2 separate regions of the Homo sapiens genome follow, and region 2 is linked to region 1. A link is a contact called in ENCODE Hi-C or POLR2A ChIA-PET data. All regions are on one chromosome and are shown on one strand. Each heading gives the region's core, a stretch centred on a gene start or an enhancer-like site at or near the end of the contact. The rest is flanking DNA. Distances are from core to core; before and after follow the strand shown.

Evidence for each region. Hi-C counts contacts between places; a loop is a spot of excess contacts on that map. ChIA-PET counts read pairs that join two places held with the same protein, here RNA polymerase II (POLR2A). Pooled maps may share reads with other maps.
Region 2: a loop to region 1 is called in a pooled map, with 2.5 times the contacts of the local background. The contact joins the promoter of FBRS here to the promoter of ZNF629 in region 1. A Hi-C loop is called at or near these places in 9 of 50 pooled maps. POLR2A ChIA-PET finds 5 or more read pairs at or near these places in 8 of 52 experiments (A549, CD8-positive, alpha-beta memory T cell, HCT116 and 5 more).

Annotation. Positions count from the first base shown.
Region 1 is chr16:30,784,657-30,789,798 of GRCh38, forward strand. It overlaps ZNF629 (zinc finger protein 629), which reads right to left and starts at 2,549. Exons shown (of 3, transcript NM_001080417.3): 1 at 2,372-2,549. RefSeq lists an enhancer at 2,499-2,618.
Region 2 is chr16:30,656,696-30,661,895 of GRCh38, forward strand. FBRS (fibrosin) reads left to right here and starts at 1,736. Exons shown (of 18, transcript NM_001105079.3): 1 at 1,736-3,282; 2 at 3,568-3,747; 3 at 4,485-4,520; 4 at 4,609-4,638. The coding sequence starts at 2,824. RefSeq lists silencers at 1,152-1,411, 1,442-1,521, 1,572-1,751, 2,572-2,801, 2,872-2,921 and enhancers at 2,002-2,451, 4,132-4,291.

The sequences.
Region 1 (5,142 bases), core at 1,299-3,798:
CACGGGTTCTTGCTGTGGCCCCCTTCCCCTGCAGGCCTGATTCTCACTCCAGATCTTAAGCGCACAGCTAAGCAAGCAGGTGAATTTAAGAGCGTAATTAAAAACTCATCACTCATAAGCCTTTGAACCCAGGATGGGGGCTGGAGCGGTCTCTGACATCCACAGGGGAAGGAGTTTTTCACCCCATACCTCTGATGCCCAGAGGCTGGGAAACCTGTTATTTGCTAATCAGAGGAAGCTCATTAAGACTCTAATTTTCCTCTTAATGGGGCTGCTAATTGAGACCAATAAACTTTTCTGTGCCCCAGAGTGAACCGAGGCTGCCTGAGACACTTAAAGGGTTAAGAAAAAAAAACACCCCAGTTTCCCAGAGGAGACAGAGGCCCTCTAAAAGGACTGGGGCACTTCCCTGTTATCCAAGCACAGAAAGAGGGTCAGGCTGGAGGTGGGGAGAGGGGCAGTTTAAAGCTGCATCTGCAGGAACCGCCCAGAGGAAGAGAAAAAGTAAGGAGAAGGGGAGGATGGATGCTTGTGTGAACACCTGCGGCAGACCCAGTGCCTGCCATGGTGTCATTTCTCTCACCCAGTCCTCCCACAGCCTGGTGAGGAGACCCAGGAATCAGGCTGTCCATTTTACAGATTAGTACATCAATGCCTGGGGAAACCTCTCCAAGGTCAAGGCTGGGAAGTGGCAGAGCTAAGATGATAAAAGCAGGGCTCCATATCTGGCTCACCCCTGTCTCTGAGAGCACGAGGTGACCTTGGGAGTCATGTGAGACTCATGCTCATGGGAGGCTGGCAGGAGACAGGTGATGAGGACAGCTCATGGGGAGCCTGCTGGCAGTGAGAATAGGCTGGAGAAATTCCTGGGACCCAGAGGTTTCCCAGGCTAGAAAAGGAGGAGTTGGACCCAGGGACTAGGCCTGCTGGTCTGCACCCATGAGCTGGAACCATACTCCCCACCAAAGCCCTCCTATCCCCACTCCTGCCCGGACCCTCCTTCTACTCCTTTTGTCCTGCTTTCTTGAGGCTGTTTCCCAAGCCTAGCCTGGCACTGAATAGGTGCTCCAGAAACTTTGTTGAATGAATGAATGAGTGAGATGTCCCTAGCCCCTGGAACACCTGTTTGGTCTAATGCCTTTAAAGATCAGTTTGCAAGGGGATGGCAGCAAAGGAGCAGGAGTTCCAAGTGGCCCCCTGGTAAAATAAATAAATAAATAAATAAATAAATAAATAAAAACAGCCAGCTGTCACTCCAAAAATGGTGAGATGAGTTCAGGATGAGGGAATGGGGCCACAGGAACAAAGCGCTTGAAGGAGGTCCCACACCATTTACACCCTGCAGAGAATCCCTGGGTGGGGCCTGGAAACTTTGGATGGCTGTGTGAGGTGGGCGCTGTGTGCACAGGGGCAGTGGGGCAAGGGAGACATGGCAGGAGGCGCTGAGAGGTGACCAAGGTGAAGCAAGACTGGCTGCACCCTGCCAAAGAGCGGTAGGAGAGACAGAAGTTAGCGTTTAGGAAGTAAATTAATTTCTTCATCTCTGCAGCTACTTAAGCTCCGAGAATCCCCCCTCCCCGCCTGTAAGTGTCTTTGGGGTGGTGGAAGCGGAGACCTCTGCCACACTGGGGGCTGCCTGATGTCCGGTCCGGGAAGGATGCCCTGCTGTGTTTGCTCGGGACAGGTAAGAGTTTGTGGACCTCGATGGTCTCCAAAAAATTCTCCCCTAGTGGTCCAGAGTAGGAGGGAAAGGGTTAATGACAGGGCCGACACAGAGCATGGACGTGGGAAGACCGAGGGAGGCCGAGGCGCTGGGAGCCCAGGCGCCAGGCACGCCAGCCTGAGACCTCGCGATGGCCCCACTGCAGAGGGAGGGAATGAGGAGCCGCCTCCCGAGAGATGTGGGGAACGGCCCAGGGTGACCCTGACATGGAGGCGGCGGGAATGCGGCCGCCCGGCCCGGCCCCCCCACCGCTTGGCTCCGGACTTCTGCTCCCCCGGAGCCGCGACCCCCGTCCCGCTGCTGATACAGAGCCTGGGCATCCGCCCCTGCCCCGGCCCCCGGGGTCCCGGCTCCTTCCAGCACTGCCAGGCTCCTCCAGGGCTGCGCTGGCAGCGCTGGTCCCCGGCCCCGGCCGATCCCTCTTCCCAGAATCCCCAGGCTCCCCTCCCCCGCCACCGACCCCCGCGCTTCCCAGAATCCTCGGCCCTCCGCGCCCCCCGCCCGCCCCCACCCCGGCCACAGCCCCGGGCGCGGGTGGGGGGCTCAGGCCCGGGCTCCCGGCCCCCGCCTCCCGGGCCCCATTGTTCCCCGGCGGCCGTCCCGGGCACTCCAGGCCACCCCCCGGGAACCCAGGCGTCCCCAACTCACGGCTCTGGGGTCTGGGAAAAGCCGGAAGGCGGAATCCAGCCCCAGGGGACTTAACCCCTTCAGTGCCCTGCCTCGGGGGACGGACTGGGCGCCGAGGACTCTGGGGTCCTTCTCAAGGGGTGATTCCAGGCTGAGGACCCGGGGACCAGTTCAGGGTGACTGGGACGGAGCAGGAAGTGACCCCAGCTTCCCGGGCCCCTCTAGCCTGGAGTCAGAGCATCAGCTCTATGGGATTTAACCCTTTGCCTCCCGCAGCCTGGGGAAAAAAGGGGACAGCGGTGGGAGCAGGGAGGAGGCTGGGACGACGCCCCTGTCCCCGTCTCCAGTGGGAGCAGGCAGCGTGGGCATCTGGGAGAGCCCCGATGCCCGCGAGGGTCCCTGGGCTTCTGGCCGCTCTTCATTTCGCAGGGGCTCCGCCGGCCGCGCCCGGAAAGCCCTATCTCAGATTTGGCGGCTGCTGATCCCCTGAGGCCAGTCTTTGTTTGGACTAACCCTGGGATGGGGCTGGGGTGGGAGCAGGGGCTGGCAGAGCAGACCTGAGAGGGAACACCCTACGCACTAAACATGGCCTTAATGCTTGATGGAAGTCATGGCTGCAGGAGTTGGGACTGCAGGAACAAGCACAGCCGGGAAGGATTTGCAATAGCCTGTGTTCCAGCCCCTCTTCTCCAAACACCTCCCCTCAGAGGAGGAAACTGAGGCTCACGGTGGCAGGAAAGAAGCCAGTGGGGGTTCCCTGGCCAAGGAGGGAGAACCTCTTTTCTCATAGCTCAGAGGGCACCCGGCTCACAGCAGAAGAAACCTTTAAAAACCCAGGAACACTGGTGGCCTCTCAACGTCCAAGTTATCTATGCTCGCAATTTTTACAGCCTTTCTTTCTTGTCTTCCTTATCACAGTCCCATGGGATAAGGTTGCCCATCATCCCCATTTCACCGGGGAGGAAACCAAGGTGTGAGAAGCGACTGGTGTACTTAAGGCCACCTGATTCTTTCAGTTCAACACACTGCATTATTATTCCTGGGCACTGTGGTTAACACTGGGGTGGGCATACCTCTGAGATGCATGGAAATTGGGCTTTCTACCCTTGGGAAGTTTGGTATTGTGTATGTGTTACAAACACAGAGGAATCCTGGGAGCGTGCAGAGGGCTCTGTCCAGAGACTGAGAGGCTGGGGGGAAGAATAAACCAAAGGTCAGAAATTACTAAAGGCAGCTGGGTGCGGTGGCTCACGCCTGTAATCCCAACCCTTTGGGAGACCAAGGCAGGCGGATCACTTGAGGTCAGGAGTTTGAGACCAGCCTGGACAACATGGTGAAACCATGTCTCTACTAAAAATACAAAAATTAGCCAGGCGCAGTGGCTCATGCCTATAATCCCAGCACTTTGTGAGGCCGAGGCAGGCAGATCGCTTGAGCCCGGGAGGCAGAGGTTGCAATAAGCCAAGATTGAGCCACTGCACTGCAGCCTGGACGACAGAGTGAGATCCTGTCGCAAAAAAAAAAAAAAAAAGAAGGAGGGAGGGAGGGAGAGAAAGAGAGAAAAGGAAGGAAGGAAGGAAGGAAAAGAGAAAACAGGAAAGAGAAAAAATTGCTAAAGGCCAGGCCTGGTGGCTCATGCCTGTAATCCCAGCACTTTGGGAGGCTGAGGCAGAAGGGTAACTTGAGCCCAGGAGTTTGAAGGCTGGGCAACATAGTGAAACCCTGTCTCTACAAAAAACTTAAAAACAATTAGCTGGGCAGGGCGCGGTGGCTCATGCCTGTAATCCCAGCACTTTGGGAGGCCAAGGTGGGTGGATCACCTGAGGTCAGGAGTTCAAGACCAGCCTGACCAACATGGAGAAGCCCCATCTCTACTAAAATACAAAAATTAGCCCAGCGTGGTGGTGCATACCTGTAATCCCAGCTGCTTGGGACGCTGAGGCAGGAGAAGCGCTTGAACCTAGGAGGCGGAGATTGCAGTGAGCTGAGATCGTGCCATTGCACTCCAGCCTGGGCAACAAGACCAAAACTCGGTCTCAAAAAAAAAGAAAGACAACAACAACAACAAAAACAAACAATTACCCTGGCGTGGTGGTGCATCGCTATGGTCACAGCTACTTGGGCTGAGGCAGGAGAATCACTTAATTCTGGGAGGTGGAGGCTGTAGTGAGCCATGATTGCACCACTGCACTCCAGCCTGGGTGGCAGAGTGAGACCCTGTCTCAAAAAAAAAAAAAAAAGTCCGGGCAGGGCACGGTGGCTTATGCCTGTAATCCCAGCACTTTGGGAGGCCAGGGCGGGCAGATCATGAGGTCAGGAGATTGAGATCATCCTGGCTAACATGGTGAAACCCTGTCTCTACTAAAAATACAAAAAATTAGCCGGGAGTGGTGGCACATACCTGTAGTCCCAGCCACTTGGGAGGCTAAGGCAGGTGAATCTCTTGAACCTGGGAGGTGGAGGTTGCAGTGAGCCGAGATCATGCCACTGCACTCCAGCCTGGGTGACAGAGCGAGACTCTCATCTCAAAAAAAAAAAAAAAAAAGATGGTTTGGCGAGGTGGCTCACACCTGTAATCCCAGCACTTTGGGAGGCTGAGGTGGGCAGATCACTTGTGGGCAGGAGTTCAAGACCAGCCTGGCCAACATGGTGAAACTCTGTCTCTACTAAAAATACAAAAAATTAGCTGGGCATGGTGGCGTGCACCTGTAATCCCTGTTACTCAGGAGGCTGAGGCAGGAGAATCACTTAAAACCCAGGAGGTGGAGGTTGCAGTGAGTCGAGATGGCGCC
Region 2 (5,200 bases), core at 486-2,985, 130 kb before region 1:
CGATTCTCCTGCCTCAGCCTCCCAAGTATCTGGGATTACAGGCGTGCGCTACCACACCCGCTAATTTTTGTATTTTTAGTAGAAACTGGGCTTCACCATGTTGGCCAGGATGGTCTTGAACATCTGACCTCAGGAAATCCGCCTGCTTTGGCCTCCCTAAGTGCTGGGATTACAGGCATGAGCCACCATGCCCGGCCTAGAGATACTCTCTTGCTTAGAGGATTCTCCTGTGTGGAGGGACACTTCTGAATCAGTGCCAGATGATACTGTGACCCTAGACCGTGGTCTGGGTTCTCCCAATTCATTTATATCAAGGAGACTGAAAGGCCTATAGTGGGTCAAGGCCTTGAAGATCAAGATGGCCCTGAATTCCTGCTAACATGCAGGCCAGGACCTGCTGCTGGATTCAAGAGCTACGGCTAGGCCAGGTGCGGTGGCTTACGCCTGTAATCCCAGCGCTTTGGGAGGCCGAGGCAGGTGGATCACAGGAGCCTAGGAGTTCGAGACCAGCTTGGCCAACATGGTGAAACCCCGTCTCCACTAAAAATACAAATATTAGCTGGGTGTCTTGGTGTGTACCTGTAATCCCAGCTACTCAGGAGGCTGAGCCAGGAGAATTCACTTGAACCCGAGAGGCAGAGGTTGTAATGAGCTGAGATCGCACCACTGCACTCCAGCTTAGGGAACACAGCCAGACTCTGTCCCCCCCAAAAAAACAAAACAAAACAAAGAGCTAAGAGTAATGGGCCATAATGAAGCACTCACGACGACTGTCATAGGTGCTTGACCTGCACATGTCCCTGCGACAGGGAATTAGTCATTTTATGGACGAGAAAGCAAGGCAGGCATGTCAGCGCGCTGTCCACTTTTAAAACGGTAACCCGGGCAACCGAAGGCCAGAAATGGCTGTCTCTTTTTTTTTAAGCCAGTCACATTGAGCAGTGGGGTGCATCTTTCATAACTGAGAGGCATCACAGGGCAGTGGCTGACATAGACGTGGCTAGGAGACTACCAGCCCGTCTGTGCGCGCATTCCTTTCCGTCCCAGTAAAATGGGGCTGACAGCATCTCCTTCATGGAATTATTACCAAACGCAGTCACAAACGCGGAGAAGCGCTCATGCAGGTGCAAGGCGTTTTCGAATTGCTAGCACTCGGGACCGCTGCCAGCAGCCGCGCCTGGAAGGGACGCGGCTGCCTGTTAGTGCGGCCGGCGCAGGCGCAGGCACAGCACGCGGCCGCTCGGGCCACCCCGGGCCGCGGAACGACTCGCAAGCAGCCAGCCTGACGGCGGCGCCGCCACGCGCGTGCGCGAGACGCCAGGCTGTCTGTGGGCCGCGCCGAGCGGCGGAAAGGCGGCGATGACTTAACTGGCTGTGGAACGGAACCTCTTGCAGCCGCGCGCCCCCCGGCGGCCAACCGCCCCCAACGCCTCAGGCCCCGCGTCTCCGCCCCTCGCCTCGACGCCATCAGGAGACCGGCCAATAAACAAACAGCAGGAAGAGGCGGGGCCCTGTAGTAACCGCCCCAAACACCTACTTCTAACCAGTCGAGTCACAAGACTGGGGGGAAGGGCGGAGCCAATCCGACGTAACCCAATCCAAGATTTGAGGGCGGTTACATGCACCCACTCCCTCGGGTTTGGCTCCGCCCCTCACCTTGACGTAGCCCTCCCAGCCTATCAACGACTGCGCCCGTTGGGGGTGAGGGGAAGGGGGCGGAGCGTGGGAGGAGGCCGAGAGAGGAAGGAGGCGTAGGCTGAGGAGGAAGAGGGAGGAGGGGTAGGGAAGTCCTGGCGGAGAAGCGCCCTAAGACTCCAAAGGAGACAACAGGAGTTTGTGCTGGAGCTCCCCCGCTGCCCATCGGCCGTTCCGGATCCCCTAAGGCCCAAGTCGGACAGAGACGGAGGAAAGGAGGAAGAGACTTTTATGTCGGCGGACAGGGGAGCTGTACCCGTCACCGTTGCCTCACATCCGGGGCTTTGGAGGGCTGGCCTCGCTGCCCCGCCCCGCCTCGCGCCTTTCATGGCGACCGGAGGCGGAGGCTGGAGGAGCTGGGCCCGGAGGAGGCCCCTTTAAATCTCCTTAAAGGGGTGGCCACTGAACTCGGCGGACTGCAACGCCAGCCTTAAAGGGGAAGCCGCCGAGCAGACGCTGACAAATTGAGAACTGTGCCGTTGGGAGAACTGGGGCGAGTGGGGTTTTTCTTTACGTCCTCCTCCCCCACACACAAGAAGTCTTTTAAATTCAACTTAAAGGGGAAGTGGCCGCTTGTGGAGGACTAGAAACTAACTCCGAGCCCTTAAAGGGACGGCCTGCTGTTAGAAGGACCCTGGACTCCTTAAAGGGGTGGCCTCTTTGAGCCGGAGGACTTGAGACACTTTTAAAGGGGAGGTCTGCGTTTCGGGGCGAGCTTTCGGCCCCTTTTAAAGGGGTGGCCCTTCCTCTTCCTCGGGGAGACTTGCATCGACCCCTGGCAGGGGGTGGCCACCGCACTAGGCCGCCGGACACTGTCGGGTCGTCTTAAAGGGGCCGGGAGCTGGACAACTTGGGGCCTCGCCTTAAAGGGACGGCCGCCCCGTTTTCGCCGTCGCGGCCCCGCCGAGCCCGCAGGGGGGGCCCTCGGGCTTGTCGCCCCGGGGGCGGCGCCGGCTCCCCGGGCCGTGGCCTTGGGGCAAGCTCGGGGCCAGCAGATCCGGCTTTAAAGGAGAAGCCGTGGCCCTCTCGTCACTGTGCAGCCGCCAGCGCCGCGCCTGCGACCCCGGGCCTGCGGACAGGCCGCTTCGGGCCCCGCCGCCTCCGGATGCGGCGCTGAGGGCGGTCGCCATGGAGACGGCAGCGGCCGCGGCCCCGGGTCCGGGCTGGGCAGCAGAGGGGGAGCGCCGACGGCGGCGCTGCTCGCGCCGAGACCGAGACCGGGAGCAGCGGCGCCGCCGAGGTCCAGGCGGCGACGCGCCCCGGGCCCTGTTGGCCGCCCCGCGCGGCTCCTCGTCCTCGTCGTCGCCGCCGCCGCCCGCCAGGCCTTGGTCGTCAGCTTCGTCTGGAGAGCGGCCTGGGGGCCCGAGACGCCGGCGGCCCCGTCCGAGACCTCGACCCCCGCGACCCCGAGCTCGGAAGCGGCCTGCCGGCTCGGGCAGCCGCGGGGAGGAAGAGGAGGAGGAGGAGGAGGAGGGGGGCGCAGACGACGGCGAAGCCGAGGAGGAGCCTGAGGAGGAGGAAGAGGAGGAGGAGGACTTGATCGATGGCTTCGCCATCGCCAGCTTCGCCACCCTCGAGGCCTTGCAGGTGGGGCCTAATGGGGCTAGGAGACTTTGGGGGTTTCCGAGGGGCAGCAAGGAGGGGGCAGTGCCCCTAGTGGGTGGAGTTGAGGGGGGAATGCTGGCACCCCAAACCAGAGCAACCGGCTCCTCTGGCCAGGCCTCTGCCCCGCCCTGGGGTGGGAGGAGGTAGAGCTCGTCTCTGGGGACCCGGTTTCCCGGCCCGAGGGGTACTTCGGCAACCTGGTCACCCCTAGAGGGGTTGGGAGCTTGCCCTTTTCCATCTATCTCAGCCCCACCTCCTCCTCCACAGAAGGATGCATCTCTTCAGCCCCCAGAGCGACTGGAACATCGGCTGAAGCATTCTGGGAAGCGGAAAAGGGGGGGCTCCAGTGGGGCCACCGGGGAGCCAGGGGACAGCTCTGATCGAGAGCCTGGCCGGCCCCCTGGGGATCGGGCCCGAAAATGGCCCAATAAGCGGAGAAGAAAAGAGGTGAGGTTGTCCCTTAAAACTCTTTAGGCAGAATGTATTTCCCACAGCCCCGTTTTTCATCAGCAACGCCACTGCCCCTTGTAAACAGAGACCCCAGTTTCTAAGGGCAAAGAGGCAAGCAGGGCAAATTTGAGCCCTTACTCATCCGGGTCTGACGAAGGCCTGTCTACAGTCAGGTGCACCTCCTTTTGCCTGGTTCTGTGTCTACTTCAAACGTTTTGATAATTCAGAGAGGCGTCAAAGGAATATAGTTGGGTCGTAAATTAATTGTGGTTCCTGCCCTTCCTCGAGGTGGTGGCAGTCCAGCAGAAAAGAAATAGCCAGCAAGCAAACACCTAGACCTTAATTTGAGAAGCTACAGAAGACAAAGATGGGGAGAGATGCTACAGAAACCCACATGAGGAAGCCGCTTGTGCTGCCTGGGGGATGGGAGGAGAGTTGTGGTTGGGGAAAGCCCCCTAGGATGTCTTAGTCAGGTCCTGAAGTATAGTCAGAAGTTTGCTAAGAAAAGACACGGGGAAAAGTTGTTTTGGGCAAGAGCATGAAGACGTGAGGACCCGGCGTATTTAGAGAATGGTGAGAGCACTGGGACCCGGGTGGGCAGTGGCGGGAGAAGCAGCTGGAAGGAGAGGCTGAGAGTAGATCCTGGAGGCCCATGAGCGCCCTGCTGGGAGCTGCGACTTTCCCAGCTGCCTCAGCAGCCGCCTCCCTCACCTCTGGACTCTGGTCTTCCTCAGGCGTCCTCCCGTCACTCTCTGGAAGCTGGATACATAGTAAGTGCTATCCACCTGTCCTGGCCCCTCCCTGCTCCACCCTGGGCCTCTTCCCTCTCGTGACACCTCTGTCTTTCCTTCTCCCCAGTGTGACGCGGAAAGTGATCTGGACGAGAGGGTGAGTGGGGCTAGAGCTTGGGTGGGCAGTGTCACTGCTTGTAAAAGGGACTGCAGCATAAAGGTCTTCTGCGTGCAGCAGACAGCCTTCCCTTGAGTGAGAAACATGGCTTAGGTTGAGTCAGGATTAGGTTTTTGGGAGGAACGGGGGTGGATTGGGAGGGTAAATGGCGTCATTTTTTCTTTTGGTGACTAGGGGTTAGCTGACCAAGGAATGGAGGGTCCATGCTTTGGCATACTATCCTTTCCAAAGCCCTTGAGCTACTTCTGGTTCTCCACGGAAACCCAGAGTGGCTGTGGCACTGAGATGGGCCTTCTTCCCATCTTAGAATGAAGATCTAGATTCAAGTCTGAGCAGAGACCGCAGATAGAGTAGTGAGGACACTAAATCATTGTAGTCAGTGTAGGGACTCAGCCCATAAAGGTGTATTTGAGTTTATCCTTAGGGGCGATTTGCTTGTTGTGAGATAGTATGTCCTAGAAGTTAATGCGCTACCCATTGGGCCCATGTAAGTAACTCAATTTGCACTCCCTGATGTGTGTCTTGTTTTTGTTTCAAAAGT